Linked DNA regions of Mus musculus: all the other regions are linked to region 1. Evidence: chromatin loops called from intact Hi-C (ENCODE). Cell type or tissue: heart. All regions are shown on one strand. Links, peaks and the distances in the headings refer to the core of each region. The heading gives the core; the rest is flanking DNA.

Region 1 (7,765 bases), core at 1,721-6,720:
CTGCTGTACCTCTGCGCCTTGTCCCGCTCATCAAAATGCTCCAACTCCATATCTCTGCCGAACGACATGGCTGGCTTGCTTATGGAACCTGCAAGCACCAGAAAGAGATACAGACCGGTTACGTGAAGATCGTGGGTTGAGAGACTCTGAGAGCAGCTGAGTTTAAACACTGGTGATGTATTTGGGTTGTGGAGTGGGAGAGAATGAGGAGGAGGAGAAGAAGAAGAAAGGAATGGAAAAAACACATCTCATTGGTAACAGCCTATTACTCAACCAGAGTTTGGTTATATGCAACAACCCCCACTATTGCCTGCCTATCATCCCTCAGGCTGCAGTCACATCCTCTCAAGGTGTCACCCTCCCTATTTATAGGTCGAGAAACCGATGCCTGGAATATTTTCTCTTAAATTTCCCAAAGTAATATAGTTGAGAGATATTTCAACAGAAAACACTCTCTCCCACCCCCACGCTCTAGTTTTGCCTGACTATAATGCTCACTGTGAACTGTGCCCATGTAGTGTGCCAATCCCAGAAGCAGGTTTTAAAAAAAGAAGAGCTTTCATGTACTAAGCAGGGGGTGGAAGGGAAGTGGGGGATCAGATTGTAGAAGCTATAATACGTGTGCATTTCTAAGACCAGGCGGAAAGGAAATTAAACCAATCCAGAGGTTCTATGCACTTAAACATGTATCCCATATGCTAAAATGTGATTTCATCTCAACCCTTTGCTTGTGCTTAGTAATAAAATGGGATAAAAAGAGAAGATGACAAAAAGATGGTCAGAAGAGAGAGAGAGAAGGTAAGATGTAAAAAGAAAGGGAAAGGAGATAGAAGAGGGGGGAAATGTGGTTAAGGGCAGGAAGACACCATTCAGGCTGATGAACACACTTGGCCTCATACCAATTGTATAACCTGAGAAATCTACCTGGTTGGCACCTGTAAGACTCAGTTGCAAACAGGAGTAGGAATAGTATCTACTTCATTATTCATATTCACTGTTAACACCTATAAATCTTGCATATGATGAGTAGTGATTTATTGATGGAAAACACGCCTTCTATTCCTGACCTTGGTACAGAGATTACCAGGGGAAACAAAACCATCTACTACCTGTTTGAAAGGCAGGCATCTGCTTATTGGATAAATCCACTCTTGCTAGAAGCGAAGTGATAAAGAATTGTCATCCTTGAAGGAATATCTGTGTTTCAACACAACAATCTAGAAAGTCGGAAAGCCTACATCATAAGAATACGTCTTACATGACAAGATTTCAGGCACACTGAAATAGGCTATACGTGAGGTAGAACTCCGAAGGAAGAACAAAAGCTCCTGCTACTTCCCAAGTCACTGATGTGAAGTTCAACCCAAACTCAACAAAACTTCTGCTTCTTCTTGTGACTTTTCCTTCACCTTCAGCAAACTGGCCCCTGAGCCGCTCAGAGAGAGTAAAGTTTACTTCTCAGTTGAAACGTCCATTTAATTTAAAATGTGTATAAACAGAGCATTATGGGCCATCCTCGGCCACAAATACTAAGTTCAAGGCTAACCTGGGCTACATGAGACCCTGTCTCAAAAAGCTCTAATTTAATACTTAATCGTTAATTATCTAAAACTTGTAATAAGAAAATTCACAGTGAAATCATAGTGAGAGAATTTGTAGAAATCATTCCAAAAAATGAATCAAGTAAAAGAAAGCAATATTGATGACTTGACGATTCAATGACCAGTTAGTTCTCTGAGAGAAGAGACATAAACAGAACCCTCTTCTAAAACTCACACAGCTCCAACAAGGCGTGTAGTCTCATCAAAGCTAGGTCTGGGAAACAGGGTTGACCCAGAGTGTCCCAGTTACAAATGAGGAGTTGGATTTTCAAGTTCTTTTAATCGGGATTCCAAAGTCGGTGCTCTTGGTCTCCAGCCCCATGACACTAGGTTCTGTTCCCATGGGAAGCATGGACTTTGAAGCCACCACACCTGCCTAGGCTTTCTCCTGGACATCTCTCTTCTGTTGTTAACTCCACTGAGAGGAATTAAAACCCTTAGTGTGAGTTAGGAGTATCTTCACTTCAAGCAGAAAAGCCATCTCTCGTGCCTCATAAACAAGCCATTGTCACCTAATTCTGCATCTTTATAAAAGCTATACCAGCCATGGAGTGGTTTTGTTGGGTTTGTAAGTAAATAACTTCAAAATAGTCACCACTGGGACCAGTCCCATTGGTATTAGCTGCATAACAGAACCCAAATTCTGCTTTGATATTGGTATCTGCTCCTACTTTGTTCATATATTTGTTAAGCAGTCAGTCTTCAAAAAGGCATGTGGGTTGATCGAGGAAGGGGATGGAGGAGATTGCAAAGCTATGCCCACACACTAAGCTCACCAGAACTTTAATGGTAAATGCCAAGGTGACTTTTGGTTGCATTTGTTTTCTTTTTAAAGGCACTGGCCATCCTTCCATTCCTAGGGGCTTCCTCCAAAGTTGACTTATGCAAAAAGGAAATAAGGAGGAACCTAGCAAAAGAGTGACACTGTTATGTGACCAGAAATGGCAGACATCAACTTCCAAGGGTCTTCAGTGGTTCACAATTGGCAAAATCCAAAAAAAAAAAAAAAAAAAGTTTTGGCAGCAATTCAAACTGGGAATGCTTTTAGGATCAAGATTCCACACTAAATGATAGAAAATCTATTTAAAACAGAAGGTTTTGCTCATTTTAGTAACAGGTTCACCCAGGGCAGGCATTACATTCCCTGCTCCCCACCCATGAGCAGGCAGTGATGGGACCAGCATGGCAGAGCTATGCTCGAAGTGAAATAACTGCCAACCCCACAGCTTCCACTAACTGAAAGCCAAGGCCCGCTGCGCACACTTCAGTCTTCTGGGAATCATGTGTGGAATGAAAACAGGTGCCCTCCCCTCGCCTCTGCTGGCTCGGCTTTCAGAGTCTTAGTCACACATGTGAACTAAGAACTCTAGAAGAAAATTCTCCGGGCTCCCACAGGTTCACACTTCCTATACAGGAAGCTAGCTAGAACACACTTGGCCAGCATTTGCAGAGCATGGGAGGATAGAAGTCTCTGGATACAAATGTGGGCACCAAGAAGGTGCTCAGAGCCCTCAGCCACAGAGACTACAAACTGTGGGTGGGGAAGAGCATGGACTTTTATCATACTCTACAAATATTACAAAGCCAGAGAAGCAGTGTTGCTCGTTGTGGGGTTTCTCACCATTCTAAGGAATATTATATTCACCTTTCTGTGAATGAGCTCCCATTTCATCAATTTTAGAAACACACACACACACACACACACACACACACACACACACACACACACACACGTCTAGCATAAATCCACGCCATCACACATGGAAATCCCAAAGCATATTTTAGCAGTTGGATTAGGATTCAGGTGGATAGAGAGGTATGGAATAAAAGACATGCATGTGTTTCTCCGGAGTGCACGCACCACCCAAGCCAGCACATCACAGGATGTGGGAACATCTTTTAAATGTTCTTACATATAACCTCTCTTGAAATCCCTCCTAACCTGCATTCATGAAACATTCCATACCTAAAACGCTGCCCTACTTTCCTTTCCCATTGAAAGGCGATATATTTAGGAACAGTCATGACACGGTCGTTCCCCACCCCCCCCCCGCCCCCTTCGGAACACCCTGCAGTGTGGCAGCTGAGCGCGCGTGCACAGTAACCTGGGCACACATTCACAGGTGCAGTCAGAGAGGGAGCCCTGTTTGAATGAAATCTTCTTGTTACTTCTCTCACCCACAAGGATTTCCTTGCCAAATCCAGTGGCGATGCCTCAGAAACCTGATTTTCAAAAGCAGCCTCTTTTGTGGGGCAATGCGGCGCTGTGTGTGCGCTCCCCCTAGGAGGAAAATGTCTTTTCCTCTCTGCATGCTTTTAGCACTGCAGGTACTAATTCGTACACAAGGCTTCCTGGCTGTCCCCAGAGGAACTTGAGACCATGCAAAAAGGTACTTGCAACGCCTACACTGCAGCCCCCATCACCAGGCACATGCCACCCTCCTGGGCACTCGGGAAAGCATGCACACAATAAGAGGCCAGGCCCAGCCACTCCTTCCTTGCCCACTTGGTCCTAGCTCCACAGTCAATCCTGACAATGACAAGCGCCTCTCCCAGCTCCTCCGCGGCTCTCTATCTCCAACAACAAGGGGATGGAAAGCCTTGGAGGGCCCAACCCGCCAGACTCCCTATTTAAAGCCGGTGGCACCAGACAAAAGAGGCAGGAGCCAGCAACCCTGGGGCCGCGGGCACACAACGCTTCCTGGCCGGACCAAACTAGCCAGCCCAGAGCAGCCGTCTTTCGAGGAACGGCGGGCGGGGCGGCTGCTGCCCAGTGGGGTCCATCCTGGCCAGGGCTTCCAGGGCTGCGGTCAGACGGCACCACGGGGCCTGCCCGCACCTTCCCCAGCCCAGGCAAAGCACGCACCGGTCGCGGGTGGAGGCTGGGTTGTCTGTGGCCGGCTGCTGGAGCTGTCCTCGCCGGGCTGGGCGCGGCTGGGGCTGCGGAGCACGAGCGTCTGGAAGCTGCGACCGCTAGTGCACTGATGCGCTGGAGCTGGTCCTCATTGAAATGCGGTTCTCCGCTCAGCCTCACTCCAGCCTCTCTCCCGAGGAGGGCGGTGGCGCGCAAGCTTTTCTTGTGTCTCACTCGCTCACATGCCCTCCCTTCTCCCTCCTTCTCCTGCTCCGCCCTCCGCCCTCCTTGGCAGGGCGCGCCCACCGTGGCTGAGTCCAGGGTCCTCCCTCCTCTAGCCAGGCTTCTGGTTGCAATGGTCTTGGTAATCTGGATTGCCTGGACACCCCTCCGCTCCCAAGCCTCCCCAGTCGCTAGAAGGACTTGCCAGAGGATGGGGGCAGATTGGTTGGTGGCTCAGGGAACTGAGAAAGAATATCGATAGAGATGAATCTGAAGCAGGTCATGTGCTGGGCAGAGAAGTGGTCCAGTATTGAGGTCGCCTTCATCAAAGGAGACCAGAGGAACTCACCCACCTACCCACACACCCCTACATCTTTTCATTTGGCATTGTGGTTTGACACGCCCTTCCCAGGAATAGGGAAGCCAGTAGGATTGCCCCTCAAAACTGCTTTTTCTGAACTGTCCTGGGAGACCAGATCTGGACCCTTCAAACTAAGCAATGTAAAGTAATCCTCAGTCTCCCTACTTGGGGAGGGCCACGTTCCACTCGTCATTCGCGATTGACCCCAAGACATGAGTCACTGTTGAGATGGTGGCCTCCTGCTTAGGGCTTTATTTCACAATAAGCTTTTGATAACTTAAGGCCACACTTAGACTGCTCTTGGAGGCCTCTTGGCTGCAAGACTGGCAGTCTGTCAGGGTGGAAAGTCCCATAAGCTTACACAAGCCTTCCCTCCCCGAACAAGAATGTTCTCAGAACCCAGATGTTCACAGCTTCCACTGGATACAATTCTGGGGACTGGGACCCCATCCCAGGTATCTCTGAAACATTTGCATGGCTCAGTATGCAGCCTAAATATATATATTTAAAAGTCATTAGACAATACATAGACACATGCCAATATATGTATTTGTTTGTCTTACTGACTCTGGGCTGCTCAATAAAAAACACAAAATTAATTTTTTCTGCCCACTGGGTCCAGTTATGTATTTTACTATTTATTGTTACTAAAAGTTATTCTGAAATTCTCCTGAAGTATTCTGTTCATGCTGATTACCCTTTGTTAGAAAATGCAGCCAACTGGGATATGTATTACATATTCAATAAATGATGAGATATCTACTTCTGAGCTACTCAAGAGGCCAGAGATGAGTGTAGAATGCACTCACCAAATTAACTAGATGCAAAGTCCCACGCTCTGCTTCTTCAAATTCTAGTGCAAAAGTAAGGCTCAGAGCTAAGCCAAGAGATGGACACCAAACAAGTCTGTTTCATTGAGACCAGAAATCAAGACCTCCACTTATCTTGCCAGTGAGAAGTCCCCAGTGATTTCTTCCAAGTGTGTGACTAATAGAGATCCTACCTCGAACCTCCCCCCAGTGGACATGCTGTCAAGGTCATTTCATTTTATAAATGACTTATTTATCTCAATTTTATGTGTATGAATGTTTGCCTACATGTATGTATGCATAGCACATGTGTGCAGTGCTCCTGGAGACCAGGAGAGGATGTGGTATCCCCTAGAGCTGGAGTTGCAGGTGTTTGTAAGCCACTGTGTGGGTGCTGGGAACTGAACCCAGGTCCTCTGCAAATGTAACAAGAGCTCCTACCCACTGAGCCATCTCTCCAGCCTCCTCGAGGTAATTTATTAAGCATTTTATATGACTTAACCGTATCTTACCATGGTCCTAGTGTTACAGGGTCTGCTTAAATCCATCATAACTCAAACACCAGGTCAATGAAGAAGACAAAAATGTATTGTAATCAAGTTGCTACTGGTCAATCAGGACCTCAGAAAAGACTCAGGAGCTGAACTGAAGCAAAGAGCCAGAATATCACAGGATATTTAAGCTCACATCTCATAAACACCTACGCCAAGTTATTATTACAGTTTTTCACCAATTAGTATAGGAGTAGGCTCTTGGGTCTGGGAATATTACCTTAGGTTAACCCAGATAGCAAGATGGAGTTGTCCTTGAAATATCTGAATTCAGACAACTGTCTCCTGAGATATTTGGATTCAGACAAGTGTATCCTTTCAATAGAAGCTGTTCAGCTATTGGGAAGTCCCCAGTTCCCCTAGAGCCTAGAACCTTGAATTTAGTTTGCCCCTGTGGTTAAATGGGAGTCTAAAAACAAAATGGCAGTATTTAGAACAAGTTGGGTTTTTGTTTTTTTGTTTGTTTTTTTTTTTTTTTTGAGAATTCCCAACACTAGGGTGTTTACTTGAAAAATGAAAATAATGTAATAAAAGAAACAAGATCATAGATGACTTTTTAAATGGGAATATCTCTAGACATTTTACCTTCTCCTAAAACTACAAGTAACAAGTAAGTGGATGAATGCCCTCAACAATACCATGGCCACCAAGCTATGGCCGTAACGTAGCAGAAAAGCATTCTGGGTAAACCGCACCAGGAACCTGACTAGACGAACGTCCAAAGTTGTCCCAAGGCAGCTTAAGTCTTTAGAGGATACAATTCATATTTTATTCTCTGAGAATTTCATAAAATGTATTTTGATCATATTTACCCCCTGCCCTAATTTCTTCTAAATTGGCCCTCACCTCCCTACTATTCAGCTTCATGTTTTCTTTTAAAACCACTAAGCTGTTATGTAACATCTTCCTTCAAGATTGAAACATCCCATCCTCCAGGAAGCTCCTGAAGCTGGTAGGTAAAGTGACCCAAAATAGCTGCAGAAAGCCCTGAAACCAACCAGATTTACCAACTTCTCCCTGCCAGGGTAATCTAGAACAGCTGAGAGTCCTTCTCAGACGAGACAAGCTGCAAAGAGGACTCTGAGACCAGAGCCCCTGCCAGAAAGAGGTTAGGTCAGGGGCACTTGGAGTGAACATTGTCTACCCAGCTGAGCTGCCTGCAGGCTGTGCAAGGTACTTCGGTTTTCCTACACTTTTTGAGCCCTCACCTATGCTGGGTGAGCCTTGGTGATGCAACTGTCTTTGAGTCATTTCTACTCCTGCAAGTAACCCAATAAAACTCAGTCGGTCACCAAGTTAGACTTTGGAGTATCCATACATTGGTCTGCTGTGGGTTCCCAATCTGGGGTAAGTAGATGTGGGTGTTG
Region 2 (7,765 bases), core at 1,723-6,722, 100 kb before region 1:
TGGAAGCAGAAGCAAAGGAAAAAGTAAGCCAGAAAGGGGCTGCTTTTAGAACAAGCTCTCCTGTCTCTGGGTAGCAGCCATGCCTACTGTAATGTTAACTCATTAAGCACAAGAAAGTCTTATTATAAACCTCATCTCCTGAAGATCCCATCCCCTAGCAACACTGCAGTGGCAATGAGATCTAGCCATGAGTTCTGGTACAAAATGGGCACTCCAGCCCCACGCGAGCATCAGTGATACGGCATGGCCAACAGCCCGGGCATGTGGTCACCCTGTGGGTGCAGCTACCCAAACTGCAGCACAGCCTTGGCTCTGCAGAGGTGACTTCTGGCTCACCCTTTCCTCCCTTCTAACTGAACAAAATTAAAACTCTGAAACTGGGGCTGGAGATGTGGCTTAAGTGTCGTGGTTAAGACCAATGGCTGCTCTTCCAAGAGACACAGGTTTGGCTCTACATACCCACATGGCAGTGTGCAACTCTCTTAACTCTAGTACCAGGGATCGGAACATCCTCTTCTGGTCTCCAAGGGCACCAGGCGTGCACACGGGACATAGACACGCATGAAGGAATAACACGTATGCACATAAAATTCAAAAAAGGGGTCAGATGTTTACACTATTATTTTGCTAATATATTTCTGAGATCTACATGGTTCTAGAGTTTTACTGTCAGGTTTCCATGTTTCTGCCCACATTTACTTCAATAAGACCAGGAATGTCCCATGCATAGGACCCTCCAGTCCCAGCACAGCCTCTAGAATGCTGAGCTGGGGATGGTCCCTCTTCAGGTATTCTCAGTCTTGTGGGGTTAAACAGCCGGCCCTCACACTTCTCCCCATCACTATCCCCAGTTCTGGCCAGTGTATTATTATGTTGACAGCGGCACCTATAGGGTGACCACATGCCCCGGCTGCTGGCCATGCTGTGCCACTGATGCTTGCGTGGGCCTGGAGTGCCCATTTTGTACCAGCCAGCTGCTCTCAGCTCTCCTTAGCATCAGTGCCAGCCTTCTTCTGGCACCTCAGGGAAGCCACCTGGAAAATATGCAAGCTGTACTCCTCACAGTGCAGCCGCTCAGTCACAGTTTGGGCCCATGGTGGTAGTGGGCAGGATATTAATTCAATTTTCAATTTAAACCTCACGGCTGAGTATTGACGGCACCATGTAAGAGCTTTTTTGTCTTAATTCTGAAGGATGGCCTCTCACGGCACTGCATGCAGATGGTGTTCCCTGTACTCATTCTGTCTCAATCTGTCCTCCTTAAATCTGTTTTCAACAGCTGACCTGAAGTTTTGGAAACCGATTGGGCCTCCCAGTCTTCTGAAATGTTAGTGGGCCCTGATAAACAGCCGTTTCCATGGAGATGGCCGAGGAACGCTACACCCGTGTTGCAGAGAAGCTTCTGATTTTATCTGGAGCCATTAGCTTCCACGTACGCTTCATTCATTATTCATTTGCTAAGAGGAAATGGCAGTAACCCGGAGCGTTTCAGGAGACCTGAATCAGTGAATCGGAGCAGCCCTGGGAGCACTCACGGGGGCTTCATCAGCTTAGCCCGGGCCACAGGGAGGCTGCCCCAGGATTTAAACACCCCTCAGAAAAGACAAGTGGGCAGGAGCTCACCTGCGGGGAGTCTCTGGTACACAGATTCTCAACAAAGGAGGACTTGGAAAAATTTCAAGTTCCCCTGAGATTGAGGGGGTCACAGAGCCAAGAATTCATGGCACAATCCTTCTGTTTCTCATCCAGATGCAAAGTGTTCCTCTGTGAGTTGACTAGCCTCACACCACCACCCAGCAAGCTCTGTGACCATACATGCATAACCCCCAAAGCAAGTGAGCTCCATTTTGTAAGAGGTACAAAGATTTAAAACCATGACCGTATGGAAAGGTGGCTTTTAAAAAACAATGTGTTTTAGAAAAGAAAAACCCAAACTGTAGTATCTTAAAATCCTAAGAATTATTTAATCATGATGAACTAAGTTTTCTCTCATAAGTAATGTACGTGCGCGCGGACACACACACACACACAATGAGACACATACACATACACACACATATACAGACACAGACATAAATACAGAAACACATACACACAGACAGACAAAGACAGAGATATACACAGGCACACAGACACATAGACACTGACACAGACAGAGACAGACACATACACACGGACATACACACACATAAAGACACACAGACACACATAGGCACACACAGAGACACACAGACACATACACAGACACACACAGACATACATGCAAACAGACACACACAGAGATATACACAGACAGACACGCCCAGACATTTATACTGGAATGTGATTCCGGTTGTAGGGCAGTAGATCAGGAAAAACCATGAAGAAGGAAAAAGGAAGTGTTAAGGAAGAGGAGACTATGACAGAACACACACGCTATGACAGTGGAAAGGGAAGGGTTAAATATGGAAGGCAGCAAAGGGACAGGGAATGGGGGAGAGGAGGGCAGAGGAGCACCAATAAAAGCATATCACTCACATATGGAAACCGCACCGTGGAACCTAGTACCTTGTACAGCCATTTAAAAGAGAAGCAAGTAAACATTCAAAATAAAACCCGAAACAATCTGAAACACGGCACATCGCTTAGGTCTTCTCAATTTACTAAATGGGTGTTAATGTAGTTTATAAACATCCTTCGTGGAACATCTACTTAAAATAAAATCCAATAAAATGGCTTTCATTTTTTTCCTCCTCCAGGATAGAAATAAATAAATGAATGAATGAATGAATAAATAAAAGGTAAGCCAGGAGTCAATGTAACTTTCTTAAAGAAGGCATAGCTCCAGGGGTAGGGAGCCTTAATGACACTCCTTCATAAATGGCTGTGAAGACTGTAATATAGAGCACACATTCACAGTCCTGGGCCCTGGCTCCCAACCACTCTTCCCTCTGTAGAAATGTGTCCATTGTCCCTAAGCAGACCTGCTGTACAATCTTCCTTAACATTGGGCAGTGCATGTTGAGAGCAACCAGTGCAGGTACGCAGTCTTTATATGGCTTTTATTCGATGCCTGTATTTTGGGCCTCACAATTTACAGTCTGAAGCAATCCACACACATCCTACCCTAAAGAACTGTAAAGGCTGCACAGCTTTTAAGGCAGCCCAAGGTTTCTCCAAAGCTCAGCTGCTCTGTTAATAAATTAAAGGCTAGGACCATGTCTGGATAGGGAAGGAATTTAAACTTAGCGACACATTCCGAAGCACCATGATTCCTGACTGTTGGTTCTAGAACCTCTAACAGCACCCACAGATGCTCAAGTCCTTTGTATGCAACATTATCCATCACTGAAGAGAATCCACGTGGATCCTCTGGTGTCCTTTAAACCATCTCTACGTTACGGACTGGGACTTCATATGCTATAAATGATGTGCAAGTCCTTGCTTGGGGAATGATGAGTGTGTGTGTAAGATCGGTACAGGTATTATAGTTTCTACTTTTTCATCCTGGTAGGTAGAATCCACAGACTCGGAACCCACAGATCCTCCATGGAAAGTTCACTGGAAAACCTCGGCTTCAGGCAGGAAGCTAAAGCAGGCAATTATTATGAGATAAAATAACTTTGCCATCCTGTGAGTGTGGAAGTGTCACCAGCATTGTGCATACCCTCATTGGCTACTGGGGCCTTGGAGCACATCCTCCTATGAAAGGGACACTCTGGTGCCACAGACGTGAGTGAGTGCCATCGGCTCTCCAGTCCATCTTTTGTGGTTAAATCTCTGTCTCTTTTCTTCCGGTACTGTGCTGGTTCTGAACACTCCTCGGAGCTTGCTTTGTGCGAGGAGACAGTAGCTCTTGGTGCTTGGGCCACAGATGCAGCATGCATTACCTCAATCTGGGATGGGAAATCATGGAATCCCTCACAATACGAGGGCAAAAGTGTGTACACTTGTAGGACCATGAAAGGCAGCCTGGCTCCTGGTTGAGCTAAGGCTAGAAACCCCAGTGACCCTAAAGGGACAGAAGGCATTTTGCCTCGCTCCTGGACACCAGGCTCTTGGCACCAGGACGCAGCCCTCCATAGATCTGTGGCCATCACTCATCTAAGGGCAATGCCCCAAACCCCTCCACAGGTAGAGGATGCCACCTGTGGTCACATAGCCTCAAGACAGATCTCTATTTTAATGAGGTACTTAAAGACCTGGAGGCTTAGCCAATAGACTCTCCTTCCCAGACACTCTTCCCTGCAAAAGGTATTTAACACCAGGCCCTCCCTGAGAAGTGGGGTACAGTTTTACTCATCCACTTTCTGCCATGACAATAAATGTCTTAAAACCATGGACTGCCTCTTTTCTTTGGGATCTGCTGTGGGGAGCCACGAAGGCCTTCACCTACAGAGCAGTTGTCTAAGATCCTGTAGAAGGCCTCTCTGTACTCCCAGCCATGACTAAGCTCAAGCCCAAGCCAGCCACTGACAAGCCAAGCATTCCACCCTGCAGGATCCAGCCCATGAGCTCCCTCTCTGTTTTCAGCTCTTCTACAGCATCCAGTGGTGACTGGGTGCCCAAGAGCCTGAGAACCAGATGGCCCCAGCCTCCTTGTGGCCAGCTCCTGCTGTTCTGCGCTCCGCCACCTCGGGAAGGGGTGTTTCCTGGGGCTGCCCACCGGTCTGGTGAGGGCATGAGGTAAGCGCAGTCAAAACTCCCACATCCTGCTTTCCCAAGCGGCTGAGCCTGTGGCTGAGCAGACACGGGATCACTAACCCTACATACGCTCTGGGAACACGCCGACTGAGCCGAGGGAAGACGGTTTTTGAGCACTGAAATCCAAGGAAGATAGTATGAGCTGATACTGTATCTTGTGTTTTTAAACAGATATTTCTTTTTTTTTTTCATTTTTTATTAGGTATTTAGCTCATTTACATTTCCAATGCTATACCAAAAGTCCCCCATACCCACCCACCCCCACTCCCCTACCCACCCACTTCCCCTTTTTGGCCCTGGCGTTCCCCTGTGGGGCATATAAAGTTTGCGTGTCCAATGGGCCTCTCTTTCCAGTGATGGCCGACTAGGCCATCTTTTGATACATATTAAACAGATATTTCAATTTTGGAAATGTTTAGAAAGATATATTTTACTATTTCCCATTTTTGTTGTTTTGGTTGGTTGTTTTTTTTTTTTTTGTTTTGTTTTTTGTTGTTTGTTTTTTGTTTTTTGTTTTTTTTTTGTTTTTTGTTTTTTTTTTTTTAGAGTCCAGTGGATTCTCTTACATATAGCGTTTACCTAGCAGGCCCTGGAGACTCTAAAACTGACTATGAAGGATAATGTTTTCAAACTTTGTCATAAATTTTGTTTTGTTTTGTTTTTGTTTTTCGAGACAGGGTTTCTCTGTGTAGCCCTGGCTGTCCTGGAACTCACTCTGTAGACCAGGCTGGCCTCAAACTCAGAAATCCGCCTGCCTCTGCCTCCCAAGTGCTAGGATTAAAGGCGTGTGCCACCACGCCCGGCAAACTTTGTCATAATTAATGATCTCCTCGGGGCTGCCTGGGGGTTAATTCATGATAGAATGAGAGGACACATGCTTTCCATGGCAATGGCTTTTATACAAGTTACTTCCTAATATGGCACCTTGGGGTCTGGAGAGATGGCTTGGAAGTTAAGAGTCCTGCTCTTGCAGAGGACCAGGGTTCAATTCCCAGAGTCTACCTGGCAGCTCACAACCGTCTGTAACTCTACTTCCAGAAGGCCTGGGACCTTCTTCTGGCCTCTGTGGGCACTGGACATAAGCGGTGCACATACATATGTGTGAGCAAGATTTAAAAAAACATAATGGCATATTGGAAACTGAAAAACAAAAGAGACAGAAAGGGAGGCAAAGTCACAGAGATGCCCCGGAGAATCCACAGACAGGCCTTGCAAAGTATGACCTGCACATCGCTGTCACCTCTTGGTATTTCTTCTTTACCAAACCTCGTAGAGAGATACACAAGGCCAAGTGATGCAATGAAGGCCAAGAGCCTTCATTTCCTTGCGGAGGCACTCGTGTTATAGAAAAACCATAAAAGAAAATTGTGTTTTGTTGTCAATGTGTTCTTGTCCCTGTTTTAGTAGCCTCAGGGATGAGCCTAGAACTGGAAGCAGAAGACATTCCTCTTCCTCTACATTGGCAGGCTAAGGTCTGGCTGGAGTTCACTCTGTAAGCTGCGTGCTCTGTTCTATCTTTATAACGAATGACTTAGGTGTTTGGCAGATGATAAGCAGGCTTTGAGGGAGCTTATTTTCAAATGCCTTGAAATGACAACACACATCACCTAAAATGTCAAGTAGAAATCTCCATGACATTTTTTTTAATCATGGAAATTGTTTTTATGATTACACTGGCCCAAGACTATTTTGGCTTAATTGCTTCTCTGAGAAGTCTCTAGGCAATTGGTGAGAAATGGGCAAATCTTTCCTGATCTACAGCTTGATCACAGATAATAACTTGGTCCCCACGCTTTTGCCTTTCTGGTTCACACTTCCTCCTCCTGCAAATCCCAATCGCTAGCAGCTCCACAGCCTGCGTTTAGCTTTGCTGTTTTGAAAGCTAGCGCAGTACTAACCAATTTAGGAGACAAACCAGCTCCATTTATGTGGGAAAAGGGAAAGGCTTTCCTTTGACAAGCCAAACCTCCAAAAAGGACATGACCCAGCCAGACACAAGGTTGCAAACTAAAGAATCAATATGTGCAGTACACTGGCTCTACCAGTGAGTCCCTACCATTCCTTTCTTGTCTTCCCTCAAGAGAAAGTACACGTTCAAGTCTGGGGCCAACAGAGGAGGGAAAGTTAAGGCACGACTACAGACAGACAATTTTCTTGTGTCCCTCTCTGGAAAACTATGGCATCCACAGTCAACTGGCACAAGCTATGTGTCCTCACTGGATTTTATTCTTTATTCACCCCAATCTCAACCCTTTCATGTTCTTTGTCAGGGTGCTTGTATGCGCAGGCTGCTTGGGGGTAGTCTCATTCTGTGCTTGCTCTCCTGATCAGCTTAGCATTTGCCTTGGGGGTGGCCCAGTCATATGAGCACAGTGTCCCCTCAAAGTCCCATTGATGATCCCTTTGTGTTACCTGGTCATTCATTTCTTTATTTCAACTCTTCTATATTTATAAGACACTAATTCAGCAGCACTATTTTGTCTGGGGAATCATCAAAGCTCTAATTGATCACACCTGTGAAGCTGCCGCTTTAACACCCATTGTCTTCTCATCTCATGGAGAAGGTCTGAATCCTTGTGCTGAGTCCTCAGGCTCTTTTCCAGTCACTTTTTCACCTACCATGTGGGTCTGCAGATGTGTTGGTTTTGCCTTGTGCACCACTGTGCTCATCTGCAGCTCGGCTGTGGGTAACCCAGAGGCTCTGTCTGCAGAGCCAGCCTCCTTCAAGGCTAAACTCAAGCCTCGATTTCCCCTTTATGCCTCCTCTAACATCCCTGCCTTTTGTTACCCCTCTTGGAGGACACTCCTGCAACAGGCATCCTCAGGCTTGATCAGTGCTCAGTTCAGACACTTTAGCTCACCTTTTATCTGCTACATCTCCAGGGATGCCTGGAGCTCGCCAAAAACAGTAGGCTTCCCTCCTATAGTCAGACCGCTTTGTCTGTTGGCTCTACAACCATGGAGTCCACCAAAACCAGATTAAAAACTATTCAAGGAAACATGCATGAGATATACTTTGTCTTATCATCTGTCTGTGAGCAATACCATTAACACATGCATGGCATTCCCAGAGTTTTCATAT
Region 3 (7,765 bases), core at 1,723-6,722, 91 kb after region 1:
TGTGGGGACAGAGGCTTCCTGTGAGCTCCCAAAAAATGCTATCTGATCTCACAGTTAAGATCTTGCTCATTAACGATTCTCCTTATCCTATTGCATGCTAAGCAACCCTGTATTTCCAAAACCCCTGCCTCATAGCTTCTTCTACAGTATCCCGTCTGTTAGGGCACATCCTAAGGTTATGATCTGGCCTTAGAAAGTAAACTGCCACCCTGGGACAACCAACTGGAGTCATCACCAATCAGGATACATCTGCCTGCCACACTGGCCCAGCCAGGCATGCCCCGCCTTTCTGCTTCCTTAGATCACTTCTGGAGCCACTAGTTTTATACCTAGTCCTCGGAGAAGTAGATGCCAAGGTGGGATTAAAAGTGCAGAGATCAGGAATGCCCATGTGAAGATGAGGAGAGGGAGAAGCAGGAGGCTGGGAGAGCGATCTCATGGGCTCGCCACCACGCAGGCCAAGAAGCTTGGCTGGAAGAAGATGAGCCCTAGTCTGTCTGCTTGCAGCCTATACAGAACAGCTTAGTAAAAACCCTAAGAGGAAACCCTAAGCCCAGTCAGTCAACAATGGATTCCCACGTATGCCAGGAATAGCTCTGCCTTTGTCTCTCTGCTGCCAGAGCTCGAGGACAGAGAGCAGACCTTGGCAAGTGTAGCCTCCATGGAGTCAAAGTCAGGTTCCTAAGGCCCTCCCGTCAAACAGGCTTCTGACTGGGGAGTCAGAGGCATGCTGCCTGGACCATTATGTTTCCTTTGTCAATCAAACAACCTCATGATGCTGACCTGGCCAGAGTTTTCTAAGTGTAGGGGCTTTGGGGGGAGGGATGCAGAGTCAGAGAGCATGGATGGAAACTCAAGCTCTGCTTCTTAGAAACGCACAGTTACTTTCTTGGTGCTGTGTCTCACTCTCACCTTCTACTTGTAAAGCACTGAGATCCACAGCTGTGGCACATTTGTCCTGGAAACAGACTCCCGGCTGAAGGGAAGTGTACCCCCTACACATGGTGACACAAAGTCCTGAGTGACCAGCGCTCACTGCTGCACCCTACCTCGTCCATACCTGCAGCTGCCAAATCCCCACGGCCAAGGCCTTACCACTGCTATCCCTTTCTGCGCTCTGTTGTCCCTTCTTCAATTTTCCCATGCAAACTACCATGCCTCCAGCCTTAGACTTCCAAGATGTCCTTACGTCTCTTGCCTGTGAAGTTTCAGCCTCCAGTCAGCTCAGCCATTCTCATGAAGCATCAACTGTCATTTCTCTGCTAGCCAGTGTCACATCCAAATCTAAAAGCAGAGCCCTGGGTGTCTGTTCTCGATCTTGACTTGACACTTCAAACTCAGCTTCGCCAAACCAACATCGTGGTTTCACTTACACAATTTGTATCCTAATACACCCATTGTCAAAAACCGCTAAGCATCGTTTTTCAATTTTACATTAGCTGTTGGTTTTGGCTAGATGAGAATAGATTATGAATTTTTAATACAAAAAAAAACAAGAGTACACATTTGTAATGGGAGGGTACATAAAAATGAATCCCAAAAATGATAAACTACAGTCTTCCACTAAAAATAAAAATAGTGTTAGCAGAGCCCAGGCTCCAGACATACACTCCTCTGCCTCTGCCTCCATCACTTGCTCCACAGCAGAGAGTGTTGGCTAAAATAGAACACTCTATTCAGACACATCTGAGAAGCACAGCAGTGCTGCCATTTCAGGCACAGGGGACAATTTACACTCAAACTATGAATCCTTAAATAAATCAGGCTTGAGAGTATCCACCTGCCCGGCTGTCTGAGCTTAGGAATCATACTGCCTTTCTCGGTCTGACTGTGCACTCATCTCTATGCTAACCAGCAGCAGCTTCGGATCAACTGTAGGTTCCGTTCTACGCTGACTTTCTCCATCACTGTCTCCTGTCGCACCCATGTTCTCTTGTCAGCCTCAGCACCGTATGCACAAATGGCTCCAGCTGCGTGGCCACGATTCCTGGGGTGCATCTGATTTTCCTTCCTGGACCTTCTATGAGCTCCACCCACTCTCTCTCACTCGTGCAGGCATGTGTGTACACACACACACACACACACACACACACACACACACACACACAGTGCTTTAAAATTACAGTATAGCTCGGACATAAAGGTTTGCTTGGCAATCTGGTGGGGATTAGACCAGCATCAAAACTAGTTATGCACTGGAGAAACCAAGAACCCATCCTGGATTTCCCTAGACTACCACCATCATCAAATACCCTAGAGTCTAGGCTAGTACAGAATAATTACTGTATACAGCAAAAGAAAACCTTTAAAAGTACTAAATTATTCTAAGATAAAGTTAGGGTCCATTCTAGATTTTGATTCTTTGTTTTCCTGACGGCAAACTTACTAACCTAGATATTTGGAAAGTGATTTTATCAGAGGGGTGGACCTGTCCCCACATCCAGAGGAGGTCCTGGTCTTTCTGAAATGAACTTACTGAAATGGTTCTGATCTTTCAAGCTGGTATGTATCTGTTTGCAGAAATCAATGGTCACAAGCCAGAAAGTTGTCTAGTGAAGACAAACTAAAGCTAAAGACCCTCCTAGAAACTAAATTCTCAAAACGGACACCGGGATTTCATACTACTTCTGTGATTCTTAGCATTCTAATTTAGCGTGTTCACCTACATTCTTGTTTTAATTTGCTTTGAAAGGGTTACACAGCAGGGCTGTGTTTGCATACCTGAAGTAAAATATACTTAGGATTTAAGCAAAAGATAAAAATAATCAAAAAGCCTATTCCTCTATCCCATACAGAAGGAAGACCTAACTGAGACCCATTTTCTCAAAACTAATGTAAATTGTTGCACTGAAGAATTCAACAACAGCAATAATAGGCAGGGGTGGGTGCTAGCTACAAATTAAAACATCCTGCTTGAGGTTTTAAGAGAGTGAAACAACAATACAACTTAGCTAACTCCAGACACCGCCAGCCCTAATAGGAGATTCTTCATGCTGACATTACAAATGCCCCCTTGTGGACAAACCTGATTATTACAATATATAGCACTGTTTTATATCTATATCTATCTATATCTATATATCTATATATATCTATATATCTGACATCAGTTTGTGAGTATGTCTGTGGAAGTTGCACCTAAAAACTGATGATTCGTAACAAAGACAAACTGGGAAGGGGGCTGGAGAGACGTTTAGCTGTGAAAAGTACTTCAAGCTGTGCTAGAGGGCCCGGGTCTAGGTCTTAGCACGCACATCTGGAGGCTCACAACAGCCTAGAGCTCCAGCTCCAGTGAACCCAATGCCCTCTAACCTCTCCAGGCACTACACACGCATGCTGCCCATGAATTCCTACAGACACACACTCATAACCAAAAATAAAATAATAGGTAAATCTTTTTTAAAGTCAGAAATTCTGAGATGTTGTATATTCATAGCCTGGCCCATAAAAATAATTTTATTCATTTACTCTGTCAACCTAAAGTGAAAATTGAAAAAAATATATATACAAGTATTATATGTCTGAGCAACACAAATTCTGTCCTTTCTTCTGAAAACTAAGACAGCATGTCTTTGTTTCTTAGGGATCTAGAGACTGCTCAGTCCTTGGTGACACACTTACGTGAACATGGGCCTTGTTTCTTGTTCCTCGTTGCTAGATTCTCAATCCCTGCTGCTCAGAAACCCTCTTCTCCATGTTACCAAGAAATACTTAAATATTAAATGTCACTCTTATGAGCTACAGAGTCGTTCTGAGGGTAAGGTCCAGGCATGAAGAAGCAGGTGATCAGTGAGTTTGCTTCCGTAAGGAGAATTTTTCAGGCCACACTACATAGGTCCTGTTAAAATTCTACCTGTAACTTAGGAAGGCTCTTACAACAGCTGTAGCAGCCATGCTTAAAAGTGCCACAAGATGGCGATGTGAGCCACCAGAGGAGGGAAAAACCTGGTTTGTCCAATTTCAGAGAGAGGGAGGAGGGATATTTTCCTGTCTTTCCAAGACATTTGAGTATTCTAGGTCAGAGGTAACAGAAATGCAGGTAAACAGACTAATTTTTCCTCAATTTGTCATTAACAAAAATGAGAGATTTCTCTGTATTGTTCACTGAGGAATGGCAGTTACTTGAAAAACATCCAGAAATCCCCTGGTGCCTAGGGCCTTGTAAATGTATTTATTGCTCGGCCTCTAGCTGCTCAAAACACGTGTTAATTCTGAGAGCAGTTAGCATCGTGTGGTGGAACAGGAGAGGGTAAGAATGAGGCTGGCTGCGCATTATGCTGGGTGGACCTGGGCAAACCCTGCCTCCTTTTACACTCAGTGTCACCTGCTATAGAGAGCATTTAGCTTTATCTCACTTGGTGTCTTGAGACTGACATAAGGGAGATTCATGTATGGACCTTGTATATTTAATTAAAGACAAATTACTATTACAATACTGAATCCTACAAATTCAGCTGAGAATTATATTAATATTCTTCCTCCCACCTTGCCAAAGTACCTTTTTCCTTTTGGCATATCACTTATGTTTTTGCCTGAGTTGTTTTTCAAGTAAAAATTCAGCATGGGCTCTGAGGAAAGTCTGCCTCTCGGCAGCGAGGACTCTTTGTGCATCATGTCTTGAGACTTTCTTACCCTCCTTTCAAGGATAAATTCACAAGGACAAACACATGTGCTTTATTGCGACTCGAATGAGCCCGCGATGTGAAGGAACCTTAAAGAGGGAGGGGACACTAACAGGCGACATTGAGAAGGGACGGGAGAGCTCTGTGAAACTTTGTGTCAATGTCCGGCAGACCTAGTAGCTGTGCTGATTCATGTGTATTGTGTATCGGTGTGTGCTCTCGAGTACACACCTCTGTCTACACATTTTGTGTTAAGGTAGAAACACACCACGCACACTTTAGAAATGGAGAAGGTACTCTGTGTTCAACAGGCTTCTTCAGACTATGAGAAGCAGGTGCCTTCAAGTTCTTAGCCAGCCTGACTATTTTTTTACCCCATTATGCTTGTCTCTGCATTCGATCCTGGCCCCGCTTTTATGCGGCGGACTAGCCTGAAGGCCTCGGTCCTTTTCCAGCTCCCCTGAACATTATTCAGGTTTCACATCAGCCTTGACACTTGTGTACCGCTTTCCCTTGGTGATTCTTCTCACTTAGGCCCTCTCTACTTACCACTGGCATCTTCTCATAGACACGAATGGAAGACAGTCTATCTGCAGGAAAGCAAAAGGGACAGTTGATAATTCCATTGGGCTCCTCCTCAGCCTCACAGCCCACAGACCGAAGCTTCTGTACCTGAAGGGTTTCCACGCATCTTTTCCATTTTCTCTTTCAGAGACACTATTTGCTTTTCCAATTGGTCATTCAGCTCCAGCTGGGTCTCGTACCGGGTTTTCCACTCACTGCCTGGATGAAAAATGGGGAAACGAGATCACCCCCAGTGCCACTTATTTGTGCATTAAATTAATACAAATCAGGGCTGGGGGATGGTTCAGGCTATGCCACATAAGGACCTGAGTTCAGATCTCAGCACATACATAAAAAAATAATGAGGTTGGAGGTGAGTTTCTGTAACCCCAGAGCTGGGGAAGGGGAAAAGACAGACAGATCTGTCTCTTTTATCCTTAAAGCATGTTTCCTTCTGCCCTCCTCCCACTCCCATACACACACACACACACACACACACACACACACACACACACACAGAGTGAGTCAATGACCTCTGGTAAGAGATATGCCTTAAGAGACCCTGTCTTTAAAAATTAGCAAATAAATAAAGAAGGTGGCATATGACCAAGGAAGACATATATATTGGCCTCCATCACTCACACGCGTGCACTCCTGCACCACATGTACACACATACACATAGACAATTTATGAACCAACTCAACTGTGTGTTGTTACTTCTTGACTTCATTAGTAAAGCTAGAGAATGAAAAAAGAGATTATTTTGAGGTATTTATCTCTAAGGTAGAATTTCCTAGACTGCCATGATTAGACCCACCCTCATGCTGTCTCTTAGCCTCATTGCTATCTCTCAGAGCCAGAACTCAAAAAAACCTCTGTGTCTCCTGTACATCTTGTTCTTTGTTTTCTGCCACTGTTTTATCCTTCACTTTCTGTTTCCTTATAGTATATTCTACTAGGGGTCGGGGGATGGTATCAGGAGCCTGTCTCTTTCCTTGAAACATCCATACAACATCCTAACAAACAGTACCAGTATCCCATTCCATTGTATGAAATTGGTCTTACCACTTACATACTTGCTGGAGGGGAAACTTCATTAACTTCATTGTTAACTGTTGTGGCACTCATATTTGAAAAGTTAGTTATTCTACTAATCAAGGCTCGGAAAGGCTGAAGAACATTCTTTAAGATGTGAGAGCCAAGGCTGGTCATGATGGCACACATCCGTAGCCCTGTGCTCGGAAGACTGAGAGTCTGAAGCTCGTCCTGGTACACTGGGAGTACAGGACCAGGTAGGGCTACATAGCAAGACATTGTGTCAAAAACAGAAACAGACAGACAGATGAATGGATGGGTGCAGAGGTAGAGCTAAGAGATGATGTAGATGAACGCAGCCTAGAGCTGAAATCTCCTTGTCCAACTTCATGGCCCAGCACCTTGAAGTTGGGCTTTATAAAAGGAGAGGAAAAGTGGTGGCTCGTTTTCCCCTTCTCTTTAACACTCTGAGCTGAAGCCCAGGCCCCGACAGTGCTGGGGTCCCAGGAGACAGAGTGAAACGGCAGACAAACACCGCTACAGACTGGACCTTGTTACCAGGACGCAGCCGGCACCCCACATCTACGCTGCTAGGCACAGACAGTCTTCCAACACGGGGATGCACACCATCCCAAGCAGAGTCATGACACCAAATTCCTCATGGAAGAGGAGGAAAGATGCCCCAAATTACTGAACATGCTTCCAAGAGACGCCACTGACCCCAGGTAGATGCAACTCTATCTGATCAGGTAACTGAAGCCATCTTTCCCAATTTGCATCACGACAACAGAAGCTTTATAGATAAGAACGCTACCAAAGCATTTTTTATTTATATGAGTATATTTCATTAGTTTAATAATATGCTACTATGGATACAAAACACAGAGCTCCCTCAAAAAAAGCATAAGAGGGTTGATTCTTAGTTAAATACAAGTGACCACAGCCCCAAATACCACACCCTGCCATGGATGTGTTTGTATACGGCTATTAGTTACGGAACTAAGAGAGTCATAAGTTAAGCTGTTTATCTAATATACGTGTATGTCCACAGATAGGTAGGATATAGAAAAGTGGGGTAAACGCTATGGTAGCCTTGGCTGCTATCTGGTCACATTGGATTGATGGAAGCTGGCCATCTGCTGGGAATGTATTGCAAGGTTTCACCTCACAGTCAAAGGATATTACACAAGACATGAGGTTATTAACATATGCCCAACATATGCAAATCATTAAGTGCAGTTCAACACAGACCAAAGAAGAGAAATCACATGATCATATCAATAGATACAGGAAAGGAAAAAAAAAAACCATTGACAAAGCAAAGCATCCCTTTCACAACAGCCGCCCAAGGAACCACCGACTGCAAGAACATTTTTCAACACAATAAAGCATACAGCCCACATTGTGCTGAATGCAGAAAAACCGAAAGCATTTCCTCTACAAGCAGCCACAGACAGCTCCCTCCCTCTCCTCTTATTTAACAAAGGGCTCAAAGCCCCAACTGGAACACCAAGTGAAAGATGTAGAGAGGGGAGGGAGAGGT

The links. Hi-C counts contacts between places; a loop is a spot of excess contacts. Peaks named below come from ENCODE experiments on the same cell type or tissue, not always from the same donor. Only the 100,000 strongest peaks of a DNase experiment are listed, where the experiment ranks them.
Region 2: it touches region 1 in a loop (2.1-fold over the local background); 11 of 42 quality-filtered maps call a loop at or near these places.
Region 3: a loop joins it to region 1, with 2.9 times the contacts of the local background. A loop is called at or near these places in 7 of 42 quality-filtered maps.

Annotation. Positions count from the first base shown.
Region 1 is chr3:55,239,454-55,247,218 of GRCm38, reverse strand. Dclk1 (doublecortin-like kinase 1) reads right to left here and starts at 4,855. Exons shown (of 17, transcript NM_001195538.2): 1 at 4,468-4,855; 2 at 1-88. The coding sequence starts at 68. In heart, for the core only: a CTCF peak has its summit at 4,653; DNase peaks (open chromatin) are centred at 4,728 and 5,338; H3K4me3 peaks cover 1,623 bases; H3K27ac peaks cover 710 bases; H3K27me3 peaks cover 2,482 bases.
Region 2 is chr3:55,341,398-55,349,162 of GRCm38, reverse strand. The region is part of intron 3 of Dclk1 (doublecortin-like kinase 1); the gene reads right to left. Among named protein-coding and RNA genes, the nearest start is that of Gm25132, 40 kb to the right of the region's middle. In heart, for the core only: no CTCF peak of the experiment used is centred there; no DNase peak of the experiment used is centred there.
Region 3 is chr3:55,148,352-55,156,116 of GRCm38, reverse strand. It overlaps Ccdc169 (coiled-coil domain containing 169), which reads right to left. Exons shown (of 8, transcript NM_177203.3): 3 at 5,295-5,405; 4 at 5,172-5,212. Among named protein-coding and RNA genes, the nearest start is that of Ccdc169, 12 kb to the right of the region's middle. In heart, for the core only: CTCF peaks have their summits at 3,014 (motif pointing left) and 3,901 (motif pointing right); no DNase peak of the experiment used is centred there.